2 separate regions of the Mus musculus genome follow, and region 1 is linked to region 2. Evidence: chromatin loops called from intact Hi-C (ENCODE). Cell type or tissue: heart. All regions are shown on one strand. Links, peaks and the distances in the headings refer to the core of each region. The heading gives the core; the rest is flanking DNA. Region 1 holds the start of Mme (membrane metallo endopeptidase). Region 2 holds the start of Strit1 (small transmembrane regulator of ion transport 1).

Region 1 (10,433 bases), core at 3,629-8,628, 190 kb after region 2:
TATTAAATAAATGATCAATGACACACTATTATGCTATAATGTTCAGCCTTGCCTTAACTTGTTATTTGTTGAGTAGTGTTTGTTTTATTGAGGTCTGGCCAACATTGTGCACTCACATATAAACAAGTAAAAGGAGGCACTGTAAACATTACTTTATATGTATTACAAAATCACAGATGCTCGGATCCAAAATATATAAGACCCACAGGTTTCAGTAACCAGTGTTTCCCTCAGTATGGTTTCCTTTCTACTTCCTAAAGTTCGCTTGCCAGAAAGTTGCCCCACATTGGGAGAACATTGCAATCTCTTTTCAATTACAGTAAGCATCTTACCTACTTCTCAAATGCTCAAGAATTTCTGTGCTCAGCTTTGAACTTTCCACATCACTACAAGTGACTGTAGAATTGCTACTAGGACACTCTTCTTTTCTCAGCACATTTCTTTCTGTCTTTCTTTTCGCCACCTATTCTACTCTGCTCACTCTCCTGTAATCCTTTCTTCAGTCTAAGATTTTCTCTAGAGATTTCTTTATTTGAAACAACTTCTAAAAGAACTTGTCTTTCAGCAACAGAAATGTTATGGATATGTGTGTGTGTGTGTGTGTGTGTGTGTGTCTGTCTGTGTGTGTGTGTGTGTCTGTCTGTGTGTCTGTCTGTCTATGCATGCATAAGCACATGAGAGAGCAGAGTGCAAACATGAGCATCTGTGAGGTGAGGAGCACGTGATCTCACCTTTTTCTCCTGGAACAAAACAGTAGCTCTGAATCAGAAAGTGTCTTAACAACTTGTAGCCTGACAGGGCAAAGTGATAAGCAGCCCGGCTATGCCACAGAGGATGTTTCTGCTGCACTCACACATTTCTGCCAAGGCAATGCTCTTCAGACACTTTACACTCGCCATGATTTCCAAGTTATACTTATAAGAATAAAGGTTAAATAAATTTTGGCAGATCGGTCCTTGACAAACATTATTTAAAACCCATATTCTTAAATATCAAGCCTATTAAATTATCAAACATGTAAGGTTTCAGGAGCCAAATGTTAACTTCATGAGGTGGTTACTACTACAGGACTCTGCCAGACTCCTCGGAAATCCCCTATACAGGTTTATAAACATCAGCCTGTGTAGTCAAAGAACCCAACGTCTTCAAAAGCAAAATGCAAGAAGGAAGAGTGATAGAAGAGAACAGAAAACCTATAGGTTAAGAGATTTATGAGTCATGTCAAGTGCCCTAAGGACAGAGGAACTAACCATTACAGGTCAGGATATAATTATAAGTTTCTCAAAACAGGAGCATAAGCCAGGACAACAGGCAGAAGGAAGGAGAAATAGGAAGATCAGGGGAAGGAGGAAATGGGAACTTCAGCAACCTCAGCTCCTATTAACTTTTCTGCACTGACCCTAGACATCTCTCAACCAGTGTGTCTGTATAGTTATTTCCCTGGGGAATAGAGACATGTTTTTGTTTCTGATTAAAACCACTGGACAGGAAAGTGCATGCTGCTAGGTTGAAGAGCAAATGGCTATAATCCAGTCTACAACCAGATCTTTCTTAAGACTCCCTGTGTCAAACACCATGACGGAGGGTGTATGACAATCACAATCGAGACCCAGAGCAAAATATCTATTCAAAAAGCAATGCAGATTGCCAAAGGGCACACACTCAGCACATTAGACGGCAGCCTAGAACCTCAAGGTAATTTCCTATCACTATATTGCCAAGTTTAAACAATAACAAAAAGCCAGATAGGAACATAGCTAACTGCCAAAGGTTAAAGAGCATATCCCAGGGTGTTGTACCCAGATGCATCTATTTTCTCCTTGTAGAAGGATCAAGAGCTCTTCTTGTTTTCTTGCAATACAGTAATTGCAGTGACTTAAATAGCTGCATGTGTTTCTGTTCCTTATCTTTTATTTCTCCTAGTCTAATTATGATGTAGTCTTAAGTTCAGCCTCTGTCCCTCTTCTCTTTTTTCTTTTGGGTACTCAAATCGTCCCTAAGTTTCTACTGTTACCCATAAACTGGGAGGTTCCAAAGCCAAACTCCCACTTCTCAGGCCCCATTTCTGCCAACCTGCAGTCCATTTTCAACTGCTAGTTATGCCTAGGTTATAACACACATATCATAATTCATCTCCATGCTTCTGTACTTGCGTGATAGCTGACACTGTCCTCCTCAGTCCCTTGGATACAGCATATCATTACTTTTGACTCATTCATATCCCACTTGGTTCCACTACAGACCAAACTCTGCAGCTCATGCCTGCCTGACCATGGCGTCTCTCCCTTGCTATCCCCCTCACGTGATCTCTTCTCACTGAGCCCATTCACAGTCATCCTTCAGCTGTTGCTCAGTTACTAAGCCATTCAAGACAATATTTCTATAATGTGCCTCTTTAATTTTATTGCTTCTCAAGAATATGCTGTGTGTGTGTGTGTGTGTGTGTGTGTGTGTGTGTGTGTGTGTGTGTGTGTTATGGAGTAAATCCAAGGCTGGAAGAATGCCAAATACACCAGTATTCTATCACCAAGTTGCATTCACCTCCTCGATGATTATACTTCCCTTTTTTATACTTTTGAAATCTTGAATCCTACTTCACTCTCAGGCCCTTCTCACATCTTTACTTCTCTCTCTCTCTCTCTCTCTCTCTCTCTCTCTCTCCCTCTCTCTCTCTCTCTCTCTTTCTCTCTCGAACTGCATGTCATTCTTTTCTTAATTCACAGCCTTCTAATGACTTACTCTTATTCTCGCCGTTCCAGTGTTCACTTTCTCTCTCTAAGTCCATAGTAAGTACCACAAAACCAAATATAACTTATTATCATCATAGAATGGTGACACATCTCAAAATATTCCACTTGATTATTTTACTATTAAATACATTTTGCTTTTTGGTTCACATAAGCTTAATAAGCATGCATATGGGCAGGGCAAACGTAGACATCTCCGTTAACAATTGTGTACTAAATGTTATATATTAATTGCAAACTAGTAAGTGAAAAAAAGGTTTCCTACCTGATTTTATGCAGTCTGATGATTTGCAAATGCCATCTAGAAAAAAGAGAGTAGATCTATAAGTATTGATAATAACATTTTCCAGGTTATTTTTACCTTTTGTTATTAAAAGAATTCTGCCAATTAAATAAGTGTAATACCAAACAGTATATACTATTTTTTACTAATTCAAAAGTAAAAGAATTGAAGTGAAATGTTAAATTTAAGGATGGTTACAAAGAAAAAGTATGCTGTTGTACCATGTTCATCAACTAAACTCTGGAAATATTAAACTAAAATAGCTGAATGCTTCATTCATCATTCTGCAATCATGTTTTCCCATTAAAGAGCCAATCTTTACTAATCCTTATTGTGAAAAACATCTGAGACTCAAATTCAAGTTGTTAGACTCTCATGAAACCTTTTAGAATTTCAGTGACACAACAGAAATTGATTAATGGCTATTACTGAAGCTAGACATAAAACTGTGTATATTTTAATCACACAAAATTACACAAGTCTCAAAAACATGAACATATCGACTGTGCTTGGCAATTAATAACTTAGTTCAAACATATGGGTAGTGTATTTTATTCTAACGTTATCACTTTAACATATGGATGCGGATCTTCTAAATGAATCCGTGCATCATCCAAGTGTATTGAGATCAACGGTGAAAGCATCCAAACAGGATTGGTTCCCTTTTGTACTGGTATCTTTGTGGGCATGGAAGACACTCACCATCATAGGTTGCATAGAGAGCGATCATTGTCACCGCTATGATAGTCAGGAGCAAGACAAGCACAGAGAGGCTGATCTCCAGGGGAGTCCATCGCTGTTTCTTCTTTGGCTTTGGAGCATTGATATCAGTTATATCCATCTGACTTTCTGATCTTCCCATCACCTAAAATCTGTAAAATACACATATAAATATAAAGCCATCTTAAATAGATAAAAAAAAACATATGCATGCATTTCATAAAAAGCACATCTGTGTGTGTGTATATATGTATATATACATACATACACACATATATATATACATATATATATGATAAATAAAAGGTCGATTTATTTTAAATGAGAAAAAACACAGTTTTCTTAAAGTCAAAATATTGAGAATAGAAGCAAAAAATATAAAGAATATACACACATCTGAATCTGATTGGTCCCAGGCCCAATCAACTTTTTTATTCTTTTGTTTTTAAAAATACATACCCACACACTCACACACAAGTGCATGAGATTTGAAGGAAGAATAGACATATGTATCTATCACTGAAGATCTCAGAAAGAGTTGTTTAAATACTCATACTGCTCCTGATATCCATGCAAAAATAGTTGTTGAACCATCACTAATAAAGTTTTAATCTCACTCATGTGAACTTTAGACTGGTAAAGGTTAACTTTATATCTTGCTCCAATGGTATCTTTTACAAGTTAAAAGAAAATCAATGACTAATACCTTAAAGTTTTAACTAAGCAGGAATATAAAATGCAAATACAGATAAAGAACCAAAAGGAATAAACACTTGAAAATAGTTTATTTTACTTTGAAAACAACTTGTATTTTTAACGTTCAAAATTACTTCCCCTGCAGATAAGGGTATCTATGAATGGGTAGACAACATTTTGAAGATGGTCACTGAATGGGCAAAAAAGTGGCTTCTATTTCAGGGTGAAAGACAATAATCACATCAGCATTTATTGTGTGATTGAAAGAGAAAACAAACATAATTATGTAAATCCTCCTTTGTAGGTCAGAGTATCACTTGCAGAATATATACTTAAGTTATACTCAATTCCAAACACTAGTACTTCTAACTCTAAGTGGGGTTTTGGAGTTCTTTCTAGATGTTAGATACAATTGTTAACGTTTTCTGCATTCGCTCTCCTAATCTCTACAGGGTGAATGTTAATACCTCAGTTCCACCCTCTGGAAAGTTGGAAAGCAGAGGACTCAATGAGCTTGCTCAAGCTCACACAGCTAAGCAATGCTACATAAGAAACATTTGGCCACAATTTTGAATCTAACAGTGCCATGTAAAGTAAAAGCTACTTTAGACATCCATGCAGAAATTTATGGTGAAAAACTAAGGTTATATAAGGCCAAGTATTAGATTCCATGGTTTCTTTAGAGGCCAGATGGTTCTTTAAAAATTGCTGAGCAAAGCTTGCAGCAGCTTCAACCTTTCTGTATGACTTCAGGAAAGAACACCTTAAACAACAAGTCCGCAGTTTTGGGCTCAATATAAATTAACCATAGAATATGGCTGTTAGCTGAAGCAATTGCTCAGAAATGTTCTCATCAATGAAGACTTTCCCCGAACAGTTACAAGTCTTCAGGGATGTATTTGTGGAAACTGAGGCACTAGGCAAAGTAAAACATGACTATAGATTTGAATTATCGTTGAGACTCAGCAGAGAAGTAGAGATTTGTTTTCTCTAGTGACTTATCAATAATAAAACACATATGGTCATTAAAAAAAAAAAACTGGATACAAAGTCTCAAGCAGTTTTTCCTCCTGATTACATGGCATAAGCAATGACTATCAAATAAAAATACTTTACTGGACAATGAAATCCGTGTCTGTTCAATAAAAGTAGACTGTAATGTACCCGAATATAGAAATGCCTTATTTAATGGTTATATAACTCATGTTAGCTTAGCCTCACGGCTCCCGGGGCAATGACATAGAATTGCATTGATCATACCGCTATTTTAATAGTAGTGGCGGCTGAGTAAAGAGAAAACAGGGACAAATTTAATACTTTCTCCCTTAACAGAGAAGTAAGCACAAAAGTACAGATTTCCTGAAGCCCTAGAATTTGAGAATTAACACATCTGCTTGCGGATTTCCCACTGCCTTTAAATGTTTAAATAAAGAGCTGCCTTTTAATGTTTGTTTTGTCTTCTTCTTGTTGATGTTGTCGTCGTTTATTTTTGTTTTTGTCCTTTCTAGAAGCCTCAGTCAGATCTAGTGAGTCTGTAAAGTCAAGCTTGGCGGTCAGATCTGCTTAAGTCAAAGTGCTCTCTGGCGCCACCAAGCTTCTTGGTGAGGGAAAGCTGGTAGGCGGGCATTTCTCAGTTCTGGGTTACTGCTTCCTGATTCCCTCTTTATCCTTGAGCAGGATGACAGGGTAGCTGGATTCTTTACACTTAACTATCTAAGTCTGTAGGAATCTCTACAGGGAAACAAACAGTATATTATAGGCAAACTATTTAGTCCTCTTACCTGTATCAAAGGAAATAATTTTTGAATCAAAATTTCGTTCATCAACCTTTCTTGTAAAGATTTTTCAATTCTTTAGAAGTCCTTTTTTCTCTTAGTACTACTTTTTTGATATTGGTCAAAAGCAGAAATGCTGCGATAGTAACCTCCTTATTATCTGTGTCCTTCATTTCCACTTAATTATAGATGATTCATTATCTTTTAATAAGAATATCTAAGCCAGAACACCTCAAGATGGAACACATCACAAATCTTCAGGTACCTAAAGCTCCAATCTAACCACACCCAAACACCTTTAAAAGATCGGTGATGCGGAGACAGACAAATCAGAATACAAAACACAGTACAAAGTCAATGCTTGCAATAGGATAAGCAAACGCATACCTAGGTTCTTAAAATATTTCACCTGAACTGGAAATTTGTTAAATCTCTTAAACTAAAAAAACAAATGCCAACACAGACAATAAGAGAACACAGAATCTGGAGTTCAGACTAAACAGAAACTCCACAAACTTCAACTTGGCAACATCAGCAAAAGAACGCAATGCTATTTTTGCTTGGGTATAAGATACATTTCAAAGCATCAGCATCAGCAAACGTCAAATTATGAAACCTGGAAGATAACTGATCGGTTAAAGAGAAAGGTGGAGCGAAGCAATTTTCATACTCGGGGCACATTGTGATACTGCAACAATACACGTCTGTAAGTCCCTGTGGTGGTGCTTTGGAGTTACAGTTTTGCATTAGTGGAAATTAAGGCAGAGTAGGAAGAAGTCAGCTTCATAATTAGATTGTGTCTGTGGAAGCTGAAGTAGTAGTATTCAGAAGACCGCTTGACCCCCACCCCCACCCCCACACCATCCTGCCACATTAACTAGTAGGTATTTCCCCCGGCCTGAAGTGAGTTTTGACATGAAAAGTCCCATCCACATTGCTCTAGAGTACAACCCAAGACAAACAAAACAACAACAACAACAACAAAAAATCAAGTCCAAAACACAACAAATATTTTTGAGAGCTTGAACGAAAGAAGAAAAAATCCAAGGGCGTGCAGCTACACTCCCTCAGCGCCAATCTGCCGATAGCAGAGCAGCTTCCAAAAGCTGGCGCTGCAAGTCAGTTACTAGTTTTCAGTTTAATAAAATCCATGTGAGCCGCTTATGGGCATGGAATAGACTTGACCGAGAGGCTCAGAGGAATACCGGTTTATAGTTACTCTCATTTTTAAAGAGTATAAATAGATCAGGATAGGTTAAGTAAGAAAGGGTCTTTAAAAACTTCCATCTACTAAAGAACACCCCCACCCCGCGCCAGCCAACCCTTTGGCAGATTTAAGCATGAATTATATAATAGGAAGCCAAGGTTCGAAGCACGATGAAGAGGTGGGATTGTGAAAAGACATTTAGGTTAAGAAAATTTAAAACTAGGAAAGTGAGTTAATTGAGGAGAGAATCCGATAGAAACTAAAATGAAAACAAACCTTGTTTTTTAAAATAAAAACAGTGTCTGTACAGCGGAATGGCCAATTCCCAGCCCCCAAATGAACCCCGGTGCAATTTGGCAGCGCTGCTCTCGGTCACCAAACAGAACTCCTGGGCGGAGGCTGCAGGAAGCTATGAAAATGAACCTGGAGGTGACCTGACATCACTCCCAGGGTCCTCCTCCAGGTCGCCTTCTCGGCCCCTTCCCCTCCCCACATTCTCAGGTCCCAGTGGCGGCTCCCGCCCAGGACACGCCTCCTCCTCCCGCGGCGACCAGGCACCAGGAGCCCGCTGCGCGCGGGACCTCGGCCTCTGCCCTTGCTTAGCGCGTCCCGGCCCCCGCCCGCTCTGTCCTCCTGTTGCCCGTCCCACCGACTCCCGGCGCCCCGGGGACACTGGTGCCCCGCTCCCGGTGCCCGGTTGTTCGCTCTCCGGTGACTCACCAGTGGGATTGGGGAGAAGTTGGAGGCGACTGAGCAGACACATCCCGACCAATGAGCGCACCGGCCAGGGCGGCCGCAGGCAAAGTAGCCCCCAGCCCGGGCGAGCGCCCACCGCTCTGTGCGGTCCCCAGGGTGCGCCCCGGCGCCGAGCGCGCGGAGGGGGACGAAGCCAGAGTCCCGGGAGGTTCCAGGCCCCACTCGGGCTCCGGGCGGGTGAGCGCCCGGGAAGCCCGCATTCCTTGGACCCTCACCCCGAGACTCACCCCTCGCCTTAGCCGCTCTGCAGCTTACGCCTGCACTCCGTCCAGCTCCTCCACTTGCACATCTCCGCGCCCTGCGCGCCTCGCGCTCACCCCCCGCCTCGCCGCACAGGACCAGCCGCGAGAGCAGTTCCCTGGGTGACCTGAAGGTTTCCGCCAGGTCTCCCAAATCCTGTCACACCGTGTAAAGGGGCGGAGGGGGCTCCCTCTCCCAGTTCGTCCCCCACCTTGCCCTTCCCAAAAGGGCTTCGCCAGACATTCTTGGAATTGTTTAGCTTTGTGGCTTTCAAGACAACAATACACTGTCTCTCTGGGATTGTGTAGTGCTGATTGCAGGCTCTCATTCTCTAACTGACTAAGACCAGAATGCTTCTCTCTCACATACTCTTGCTCTCTCCGTTTTCCCTCGTCCTTCACTCTCCTTCCCTTCTTTTCAATGTCTTCTTTTCTTCATCCTTCCCTCCTCTCCTCCCCCCCCCCCCAGTCTATGTGTGTCTCTTTCTCTTAAACTTAAGGCATTGAATTTGTCAAAGATAGAAGTTTGTCTTTGTGCAGAGGCAAGTATTTCATGGAAATTACCTTTAGCCGCTATTGTAACCAAAGAACTCAGAAAGGCTAAACTTTTCTGCCCCGCCCCCACCCCTGCCCCAGGATTTCAATGTAGTCATTCAATGTCAAGTACATATAGAGTTGGAATACTAATCCTTCTCCTGTTTGGAATCACAAGTTTTGAACACCACACATGCTCCATAAGTGCGAGCATGCTCACAGGACTTGAACTTGAAACGATCTTTGAGCATTAAAATGCCTTACTCCTTTGCCCTAACCAACTTTATGCTTTTTTTTAATGGTTAAAGAAACACAAACAAACAAACAAACAAAAAGCTAAGACAAGAACAGGAAATGTATGTTAGTGAAATTATGAGTATCATGGAAAGACATTTCAAGACAAAGTAACTCAATTGATGTGCGTAAGTTCAACGCACACCTTCAAACGGAAGTGCCCACGCTTCTTTCTTCCTCTGTGGGTATTACAAGCACATCTTTGTCCTCATGGCTAGACTAACAGAGATGTGTGACCTCTCACTGATAAGCATAGGCAGCTTGGCAAGCACTCTGGGAAGCATCTCAAATGGAATTTGAACCCAGGTCATCTTGCCTCCGATTGTTTTGCAGAGGATCAATGCACAGAAGAGAGAGTTACTCAAATTCTCTTGGGAAGAAAGCTAGATTTTCCTCCCCAACACCGGTGTGCTTAGTTTTTATTATATTTTACTTAAATTTTCAAAACATCTAAATTTTACAATAAAACGAGTTGGGAAAATATGTGTATGTATATATAGATACAGATAGGGAGAGAGAGAGGAAGGGAGAGAGGGCACTAGTTCTCAAACTTTCCATATTCAACCACTAGCATTAAAAGTTTAATGCATTTCTGATTAGTATAGTAATGTTTGGTCAGAATATTACAAAAAAAAAATCACGTTTCAACTAGAAATAAAAATTAAGCTCATGTGTGTGGCTATAGCCTACTTAACGTTTCTCATTTGATTTGTTTTATTTTCATTAAAGTTTTAAACATATTACTCTTTTAAGGCTATCTAGCATATCCACAAGATTCAAGAATATCTCTTTCACCTAAAGGAGGTGGTTGACCTGGGGCCTTAACGCCTTAGCATGATAAGTATTTGAGCAGCCATTGAGCAATACTCTTAGCCCTGGAGAATGTTTTGATAACAACAGAAACTAGGTTACGATTATTTATTACAGCTATCAACCTTGAGCTGAAAATTGATTTTTTTCTCAATTAAAGAGTCATTAATGAAAAACCTTTTCAGACTAGTTAAGAACAATGTAATAGTTTTATTTCAGTCTCATTACAAGTCGGAGAAATTTTTATAGAGAGTCAATTCAAATATTCACTCCTGTTAAGAACATTTTGCTAGAAAAATAATTTAGAATGCTTGTCAAAAGGAAGTAAAAACCCTGAAATCATCATCAGACTTTGATTTTCAGCTTATGCTT
Region 2 (10,433 bases), core at 3,309-8,308:
TAGCTCTGTGTAACTGCTAAGCAACCTCTCCAGCACTTCCCTATCAATTTTAAAAGACCGATTTTCTTGACATAGCAATCTGAATTATAAAAGCATTTGCTTGAAAGGCTTGCTATCTACCTTCCATAACTTCCTGGAGTTTAGGGCTACTGACTAGAAACCTTATATTATTTTTATGTGTTTGTCTTTATAGCTATGAAGGTGCTTTTACCTCATAGCTTTTATAGTATTTATTTTCTTTGTATTTTTGCCATCTTGATTACAGTATACAATAAAGAGGTCCTTCCATGGTCATCCTTTTGGAGTCTAAATGCCTCTTGTGTTTGCATGCCTTGTTCTTTCTCTAGTTTTGAGGACTTCTCTGCTATACTTTTGTTGAATAGATTTTTCAATACATTAAGTTCAGGTAATTTCATGATCTGTTTCTGAAAGTATGCATCATCCTTGAACAGCATTCTTGCTAGTCTTCAATGTGTTTTTCTAATTTTAGTAGATATTCTACCAAAGTGAGCATAATAATGGCCTGTCTTATACCAAAAAAAAAAAAAAAAAAAAAAAGGCCTATGATAATTAAAACGGAAATCAGTGTTTAAAAGGTGGACACATTCACAATGTCCTTTTATCTAGCTTAGACAAATGCAGCCTTTCCCTTACACAGGTGTTTATCTGTGTTCTTTGGGTTAAGGTAACAATGGTTATTTCTTTGGAGGGCTTTGTCTATGTTAGGAAATTGCTTTACCACCGATTAACATCCCCAGACTTTTGATACTTTTATTTTGAAGTGAGGTGTTGCTGTGCAGCCCAGGTATACCTTGTACTAATACTTTTTCTATCTGAACTTCTGGAGTAGCCAGGACTTTTGGCAGGGTGGGAGAAGTCTGGATTCATATAACATCAAGGAGTGAAATGTGACAGAGGTCCCATAGGAAATCTGAGAACAGAGGGATCAGCCGTCTCTGGTGTGTACACAGAGAATACAAGGCCATCTTCTCTAATAAGTGGAGAACCATTGATACACTTCCAGCAATGTTTTCAACAGTCATTTCTTTTTTTTTTTATTTTTTATTAGGTATTTTCTTCATTTACATTTCAAATGCTATCCCAAAAGTCTCCCATACACTACCCCACCCACTCCCCTACCCACCCACTCCCCTACCCACCCACTCCCCTACCCACCCACTCCCACTTCTTGGTCCTGGCATTCCCCTGTATTGGGGCATATAAAGTTTGCAATACCAAGAGGCCTCTCTTCCCAATGATGGACAACTAGGCCATCTTCTGATACATATGCAGCTAGAGACACGAGCTCTGGGGAGTACTGGATAGTTCATATTGTTGTTCCACCTATAGGGTTGCAAACCCCTTTAGCTCCTTGAGTCTTTTCTCTAGCTCCTCCATTGGGGGCCCTCAACAGTCATTTCTAAGGAAACAGGATTCTCAAAGCTCTGTGGAAATGGATTTGGTCAGGAAAGACCTGTCTCTTACTGGAAAACTTTCCTAATTTGAAGAAATTAGCCACAGGGTTACATTTCAAAAACTTTCCATCTGGACTTCAAAATTCAAGCCATCCTGATGAGAATCTCAACGATCATCTGGCGAGTATTACATAAACCAGGTTGGCTTTCAGAAAGTGAAATGCCCCATTTTATACATCATTAACAAAATCAACCTTGTGACTGTTCTCTGAAAATTCTAGGCAATATCTATATCTAGTGTTATAGATTCTAGTTTATTTAGATGAACATTTTCTGGTTTTAGAGGTGATCAAAGAAAAGGGAGCCATTTCATTTATTCTTTTGCATCAGTAATAATGGTGATTTATGTTTCCTAGTATTCTTATTTCACTTTTAGCAATTTCCCTTGGTAAGTGTCCCAGGGTTTCTATTGCTGCAATGAAACACCATGACCAAAAAGCAAGCTGTGAAGAAAAGGGTTTATTTGATTTACACTTCAATATCACTGTTCATCACTGAAGGAAGTCAGGAGAGGAACTCAAACAGGCAAGAATACTGAAGACAGGAAATGATGCAGAAGTCATGGAAGAACAGTGCTTACTGTCATGCTCAGTCCACAGTGTTGGATGTCTTACCTGGTTTTAAGTATATGCTAGAACCATGAGGAAGTATGCTCTAATGCCAGTGAAGCATACACTTGCTAACATCGAGAGAGCAAGCAGTCAAAAGAACAAAATCTTCCTTCTTCCATATCAGTTTCCAGCAAAAGGTGTGGCCCAGATTAGAAGGGAGTTTTCCCAGTACATATGATCTGGAGTTTTGTCTTCTCAACTCGAGATCTCAAGTGTTGTGTCTTCCTACCTCAAAGTTCTGGATTAGAAGTGGATCTTCCTACTTCAATTTCAGCAATAATCCCTCCCTTACAAACGTGCTTTCAATTTTTGGCTTTAGTTAATTCCAGATATAGTAAAATTTACAAATAAGAATATTTATCACAAGTCCAACCCTTGTCAACTCAACACACAATCATATCTCCTTGCATCATGATTAATTTCCATATGAAAACAATAGCCAGGTCTTAATGTCTAAACATGATATAACTTTGGCACATATAATCACAAATACCACCCTACAAATAAACTGCAAATTATAAATTTAAAATAGGTGGCAATGCTACTTGACAGACATTCTTTTAATATCTCAAAGTTAAACATGATAACCACTGATATTCCCTTAGTTGATTTTGTACCCAAAGAAATTGAGGAAAGAAAACACAAATAACTATACAACTGTATTCTTAACAAAATATGACATAAACACACATATCAACTATAATCCTCATTACTCTAACTGGTTATGAGGCCTCAGCTGGTATTTAAAACTATCTTCTACAGCCTATTCCATTTTTACCCCTCCCTCAGCAAGAAACTCAACAGGTCTTGACTCTTTGCCTGGAGGAGTTACCCATACCCTCATTTCTGAAGTGTCTGTGCCGTTTGCCATCCTGTCTGGATTAGGCATTTGTGGTTTCCCATTGACTTTAATAACAGGACATAGAAGCACCAAGAAATGCCCTAAAAGATCTCCTGCACTCCAGATATAATCTTTCTTACTTCCATTGTCTCCACATCAACCTAATTTCCCCCAAGTAATCAGGATCAGCCATTCTTCCTATCACTGTTATTCTTTTCTCAGTCTGTTGTCTTAAAGCATTAGACACCCCATACAGTTACCAAACCCAGACACTATATTGTGGATGCCAAGTAGTGCATGCTGAAAGGAGCCTGATATGGCTGTCTTCTGAGAGGCCCTGCCAGAGCCTTACAAATACAGAGGTGGATGTTTGCAGCCAACCATCGGATTGAGCTCAGGGTCCCCAATAGAGGAGTTAGAGAAAGGACTGAAGGAGTTGAAGGGGTTTGCAACCCCTAGGAAGAACAACAATATCAACCAACCAGACTCCTTCAGAACTCCCAGGGACTAAGCCATCAACAAAGGAGCACACATGGCTCCAGATGCATATGTAGCAGAGGATGGCCTTGTCCTGCATCAATAAGAGGAGAGGGCCTTGGTCCTATGAAGGCTCTATTGATGCCCTGGTGTAGGGGAATTGAGAACAGGGAGGTGGAACTGGCTGGGTTGGTGGAGGAACACCCTCATAGAGCAGGGAGAGGGAGGATGGGATAGGGAGTTTCCAGGAGGGAGGGAAACTGGGAAAGGGGATAACATTTGAAATGTAAATAAAGAAAATATTCAATAAAAAACAAAACAACAACAAAAAAACCAAACCTAAACAAAGCAAAACAAGCAAGCAAAAGAAACCCAAAGTGGCCAGGGGGATGTCTGAGTTCCTGGTTCAATGGAACATTTGCTGTCACTCCTGGCAGGAGTGGCCCTCCAGGAACCAAAAGTTATAGGCCAGCAGAACTTAAGGTAGTGGGAACAGGAAGCAAATGTTTCCCTAGTCACTAGGGGGAATAGTGAGTGGAACTATTTCCTTTTCTATTCCTTGATTCCTGGACCCGTGGATCCTGGCTATGGGAGAAACTATACCATATATTGAAGGCTGACTCAAAGCATATGCTGCTTTCTGGAGAACCCCAGCCCAGCCATCCAGGATGCTGACACCTAATTGATGCCATAATTGTGTTTTCAAAATGCCTTTTTCATACTTCTATCTGCACAGCTGTTTCAGAATAGAGAGGAACAAGGTAAGACCAGTGGATTCCATACTCATGAAGTGAGTTTCTTGGTCAGAATCAATACTGTGTAGAAAGCTACAATGTTGGACAAGGCCTTCTGTAAGTCCATAGATGGTAGTCTTGGCAGAAGCGTTACATTCAGGAAAGGCAATCCATAACCTGAATAAGTATTTACTACATCAGGGACAAAGTTATACTTTCCATGGAGGAAGTGGTTGAATATAGTCAACCTCTTAACAGGTCACTGGTTGGTCATCCTGGTCAGTGGTACTGTATTTGAGACTTAATTTTTGTCTCTGCTGTTGGTAGATCTGGCACTCAGCTCAGGCTTGGTGATTGGAAGACTATGTATTATTATCTACATCTCTGCTACCATGGCAATTTTTTCTCATGGGCCCATTGGCCAATGCCAGGAATAGGTGAGGAAAGAGGTTGACAGTCAATAGAATAAGTCATTCTATATACTTTATTATTGAATTTCTCCTCTACCGAAGTCAGCTTTTGATGAGCACTTACATGGGGTAGTAGCACGTTCACAGCCTTTTCCCATTTGGAAAGAAGGATTCACATACTTCTTCCACAGATGTGGTTCTCACCAAATTTTCAAACATTCTCTTTCCTATTCCCTGACCCTCTAGCCAATCCATTTGCCAAATTCCACGAATCAGTGAACAATTGCACATCTGTCTGTTTCTCCTAACAAACAAAATGTATGACCATGTAGACTACCCAAAGTTCTGTCCACTGTGAAGATTTCCCTTCGTGGGTTTCTTTTAGGGTGACCACAGAAAGGGGTTTAATGTTGCATTTGTCCACTTAGGGTGGTATCTGCATAACAACAGAACCATCAGTAAAACAGATCCTAGTCTTCCCTTCTTAGTCAATAAAAAATAAGGAATTCTCCATGAGTCTATAGGTATATGCTTGTTAACAGACAACATTATAACAAGAGTTGAAACCATAGGCATTTGGGCAGCTTCTTTTTGTAACGTGCTTGTGTGACAACCAAGAATAGCCATTAGAGTAAATAATGCTGTTGCCACTGAAATCAAGTTGGTACCCTGGCTAGTGAGCTTGGACTTCATTACAGAAGCTGCAAGTTGTAATTTGAACCCAAGTCTCTCCAACTGCAAATCTAACTGATATTTCACCCTCCCTCTTAGGAGGGTGAAAACTATCAATTTCATTTTAATTTGCATATCCTTTCATCGAACATTCTGTTCTTGTATGAAATGTTATGCAAATAAAAATCTGGGTATCTGTACATTGGGAAAACTCAGCTTGCTCACTTGCTTAGGTCATATACATACATAGTCTCTTGTTTCTCCACAATAAAGGTTAAATGGGAGAAAGAGGAGTTGTGCTTTCCAATGACTCCTGTCACCCTGTAGACGATTGGCAGCAGGAGAGCAGCAGCTGCCACACTCTTCAGATATCTCTCTATTTAAAGTTCAAAGAGGTGCAGGATAACAATAAGGAAGAAAGACTCCTGGCCCTGACTAAGCCACCCAACAATAGAAATAATGGCTGAGAAAGGTAAGCTGAAAAGTATAGAGGTTTCTTGGCAAAAATAGCTTTCAGATTAGTCAATTTTATTTTTTAGCATTTGGACCCTGAGAAATGTAGGATCTATGTTAAAGAACCATTAGCTACATATTCTGATGTGGCTGCAAAAGCATTAAATATGCAGTTTTGGATCATGTTTGTAAGATGAATAATTTTGAAATGATCAGTGAAACATAATAATTTCATACACGCTTTTTTGGAAAAGTGAATTGTGAACTACTATTTCTCAGTATTGAACTAGCTCTGAGATCTTGGGAATTGTTGGGCCAGAAGCAAGAACAGTTGAGTGCTCTGTCAGGTCTGCAGGATGGCCGTGTGAGTTTGGAGAGGCTCTCTCACTGCTCTGAGTCTATATTATGACTGTCAAATAAGAATATTGAGCTTAATCATCTCTGATATGCTCATATCTGAATTAAATTTTCTAATTCTTAAACATTATTTCATATTTATATGCTTATATAAAATAACTGATTCCAATATGACAAAATCGACAGACTGAATATATCTTTGTCAGAATCAGTTTTAAAATACATACATGGAAATCTTAGCTTTCAATCCTGACAACAATCTTGTGAGACTTACATATATTACCACCTCCGTTTTCTAGCTAAGGAAATGGAGATTGTGAGGATTAGTATGTGTCCATGTATTCCTCCACAATGAAGTGACCCTAAGAGAAATTCCAGTGGTAGCCAGTTTGATAAGCTTGGAACTGGACAAATAGTAAAGCATTTTGAAAAAGCTCTTGCATTTAAAGAGAAGTTTTATTGATATTTGTGCCATTGATATAAGCAACCTGGGAAGTACATTGAGTTTCATGTATTAGCATTTCCAAATGATGTTTTAATTTATGGTAGAAAAAAAATATTGGTGCTAAAAAGATGACCAAAGCAGTTGTACTTGGTTAAAATGCACAGACTGTTACAATGTCTTAAAATGCATAACAAATAAAGGGATATTTACTTTTAGAGCTCAATGACATGCAAATTTTATTAAAACATGTGCTATAAAATTTTATTAAAATACACATACATTAAACATTTATACTTAATTGGAATGTTTATGCATTTTCAAGTTCATTGAAATTGACAGAAGTACTATATCACTTACATGAATAATTAAAAAGAATACTGTCATGTACTTTCACTCTAATGGTCTCTTAATTCACAAAAAATTCTTTCTCCCAAATGAGAGTGAAGTATGTCTCATAATGTTTGCTTTACCCTTAAAGCAACAGCACCGTCAGGTAAGGAGGAGGAGGAGGTTTCTCCCTTTGGTGGATTCTGCACAATTCGGAGAAGCAAGGGAATCCCATTTTTTTTTTTCAGATAAGAGAGACTTCAAAAACATTGAATCTATTAAGATTCAGTTAAACTTCAGAAAGTTGGCTATTATGAAAGTATCTTCTAATTTTAGAGGTACCACATGTCCCGGTGACTTTATTTTAATAGCATTAACAACCCTTCACATTTGAAGTGATGGAAATTGTAACGGGACTGCACTTGTTAAGAACACCCATTCTCTTTCTTAGCTAATGGCATAGGAACTCATTGTGCTCTTCAATTAAGAGTATGTCTTAGTCTGACATTAATTCTATAAGATGTCTTTCTGAGTTTTTTTCAATCTTTTGGGTGGGGTATATGCATGCATGTTTATTGTATTATAGTAACCTATGAATATAAATTTACAAACTAGACACAAGCAGGAGGTACAAGAATCATTACACAAGTGTCTTTCCTCTGTGTTGGATTATTATTGCCCATACAGCCAAGCTCAGTGCTGGCGGTGATAATAATTAACTTTAAAGAAATATTTTTTTCTGATGGTGATTATGTAAGGAATGATGTTTTCCTTTTCCCGTGAAGTTCAAGATTAAAGTCAGTTATTGAGATCAAGAATAATTTCCAAAACAATCTAATCTTGTATGTTATAAGTAATTCAGTTTAGTAGGAACTACCTCACAGTTATATTGGATTGTTGCTGTGTAAACAGCTGCCCATCACTGAACAAACTCATGAGTATGTCCTGTATACACTAAACATAGGCACCGTGGTTCAAGTTTACAAAGCTTTGCACACACTGAATCATTTGACTGTGGAAGCAACCAGGACAGAGAAACTACAAACTCTACCACCCAGCTGGAAGCTTCAAGTTCAAAATTGCACAAGGTCATGGAACATAAAAGGCCGACTCTGGTTTTAACCCAAATATCTGTTTCAAATATCCAGGGCTTATAATTCATTTGCAGGCTGCCTTCGGAAGAAAATAAGACAAAAACACTTATGTATGAGTCCAATTGTTGCATGCTTTTCCTCACCTCCGCCAGAGATCATTTATTATTTTGCTTTGTAAAGTTGAATGTCAAAAGGATCTAGTGCATCTGTTTTCATTGCTTCTAAGCAGAGTCAACATCACCACACCTCATAGTTCCCATTCTTCTCCTGGTTGGATGGATTGTAGGCTGCATCATCGTTATTTACATTGTCTTCTTCTAGAAAAGTAAGTGTCTTAATAATGGATGTTTGTTTACAACATAATTGTCCTTGAATTGATCTTTCACTGTTTTACTAATGAAATGTTTTGTCATTTAGGGAAGAAGACTTCAATCTGACACCATTTAGAAGAATAAAAATACAGGAATATAACTGATTATTAAAGGTGTCTTGTATTAAATAGCTGTAGTATTTCCTATCTTTTGGAAACTACAATTTTTTACATGAGAATACATTAAGAATTTGCTTAAAATTACAGATTAAAAATATTGAAGAAAATCATATAAGCTGAAGAGATGGGTCAGCAGTTTAGAGCACAGGCTGCTTTATAGAGGACCTTGGTTCAATTCCCAGTATTCATGTCGCACCTCACAAGGTCTGTTACTCTACTTCCAAGCAATCCAACACATTCTTCTAGCATCCTTGAACCCCAGGCAAGCAAGTGATGCAAAGACATATATGCAAACAAAATACACATGCAGGTAAGATAAAATAATAATAAAACATTTAAGATGTCAGTTATAAAAAGGAAGAGTTTAACCAATATGCATGCAATTAAACATTTATCACACAGCCAGACAGTGGAAGCTAAATATTTTTGTATGTCCCTTGTATTACGGTCTTTCACTTTTAGGATAATATGAATATTTTATAACTGGAAAAGAAAAATCAATTACCTCTCAAATGAAGACAAACTAAAAGTAATGTAGTAACATATCAATCTGATAATTGTCTTAGTGTTCTACTGCTGTGAAGAAAGAGACACCATGACCAAAGTAACTCTTTTATGTTTTATTCTGGACTGCTTTTATTTTTCTTATGAATTTATTTATTTACCCTCTTATATATTACATCTGGGCAGCAGTTTTCACTCTATTCTTCCATCCCCCTCCCTACATTCCCTATTCCCTTTCCCATCCATTTCCCTTCCAGAAATGTCAAGCAAACATAGCATATCAAATTTCAATAAGATTAGACAACTCTCCTCTTATTAAGTCTAGACAAGGCAACCTTGTAGATGGACAAGAGTTATAAAAGTAGGCCAAATTCTCAGAAGCAGCTCCCACTCCCTCTGCTAGGAGTTCCATAAAACCAGCAAGCTACACAACTATAACATATATATGAAAGACTCATGCAGGCTTCCTGATTGTCAGTTCAGTCTTAGTAAGCTCTTATGAGTCCAAGTTTGTTGATTCTATGGGTTTTCTTGTAGTGTCCTTAACATCTTTGTCTCCTAAAATCCTTCCTCCCCAGCTTCAGTGGGATTCCCTGAACTCTGTCTAATGTTTGACTTTGAATTTCTGCCTCTTTTTCCACCAACTGCTAGATGAAACCTCTCTGATTACAATTGGGTTAGGCAGCAACCTATGAGTATACCATAAGGCAGAATATCACTAGGCACCATAGCAATGACATTTTTTTTCCAGTTGTGTTTGATTCTATCACAGGTGTCTGGGCCATCTAGTTTCTGGTTCTCCAGGCAGTGTCAGGAATGGGCTTGCTCTTATGGCAAGGGTGACAAGATGGACTAGTCATTGGTCAGCCATTCTCACAATTTCTGTTCTGCCTTTACCCCAGAGCATCACGCTTGAAGGATAAACTGTAGATCCAAGATTTAGTGACTGGGTTGGTGTCCCCAAACCTTCACTGGAAGTCTTACCTGGTTATAGGAGATGGCCAGTTCAGGCTCTGTTTACGCCATTACTGAGAGTTTTAGCTAGGGTCACTATAATAGATTCCTGATGTTTCTATTACATGAGGTTTCTACCTTGCCCCCAAATTGTCCCCCAATTCAAATGGTCTCTCCCAGTACTCTTTCCATCCATCCTCTCTGAAATAGATCCCTCCTGTTCCTGTCCCCACCTGTCCCCAGTTCACCTGCAATGCCTATTCTATTTCCCCTGCCAAGGGAGATCCATACATTTCCCTCTTGAGCCTTCTTTGTTATTTAGCCTCTATGGCTTTGTGGATTGTACCATGATTATCCTTTATGTCTAAGGCAATTCTCATAAAAGAAAGCATTTCATCAGGGACTGGTTTACAGTTTTAGAGGTTTAGTCTATTCTCATCATAGCAGGGAGAATGGCAACGTGAAGGCAGGCATAGTGATGAAGAAGTTGCTGAGCCACATGGAGCAGGAAGAAAAAGACACTGGACCTGGCTTGGACTTTTGAAAGCCTCAAAGTCTACCTCCAGAAAAACATTTCCTCCAACAAGGT

The links. Peaks named below come from ENCODE experiments on the same cell type or tissue, not always from the same donor. Only the 100,000 strongest peaks of a DNase experiment are listed, where the experiment ranks them.
Region 1: a loop joins it to region 2, with 4 times the contacts of the local background. A loop is called at or near these places in 1 of 42 quality-filtered maps.

The regions. Positions count from the first base shown.
Region 1 is chr3:63,293,594-63,304,026 of GRCm38, reverse strand. It overlaps Mme (membrane metallo endopeptidase), which reads right to left and starts at 8,816. Exons shown (of 23, transcript NM_001357335.1): 1 at 8,412-8,816; 2 at 3,733-3,902; 3 at 3,013-3,048. The coding sequence starts at 3,892. In heart, for the core only: CTCF peaks have their summits at 6,038 and 8,563; DNase peaks (open chromatin) are centred at 6,036 and 8,116; H3K4me3 peaks cover 1,881 bases; H3K27ac peaks cover 1,556 bases.
Region 2 is chr3:63,479,074-63,489,506 of GRCm38, reverse strand. It overlaps Strit1 (small transmembrane regulator of ion transport 1), which reads left to right and starts at 5,601. Exons shown (of 3, transcript NM_001369306.1): 1 at 5,601-5,692; 2 at 8,126-8,221; 3 at 8,314-8,412. The coding sequence starts at 5,680. The coding sequence ends at 8,217. In heart, for the core only: no CTCF peak of the experiment used is centred there; a DNase peak (open chromatin) is centred at 5,576.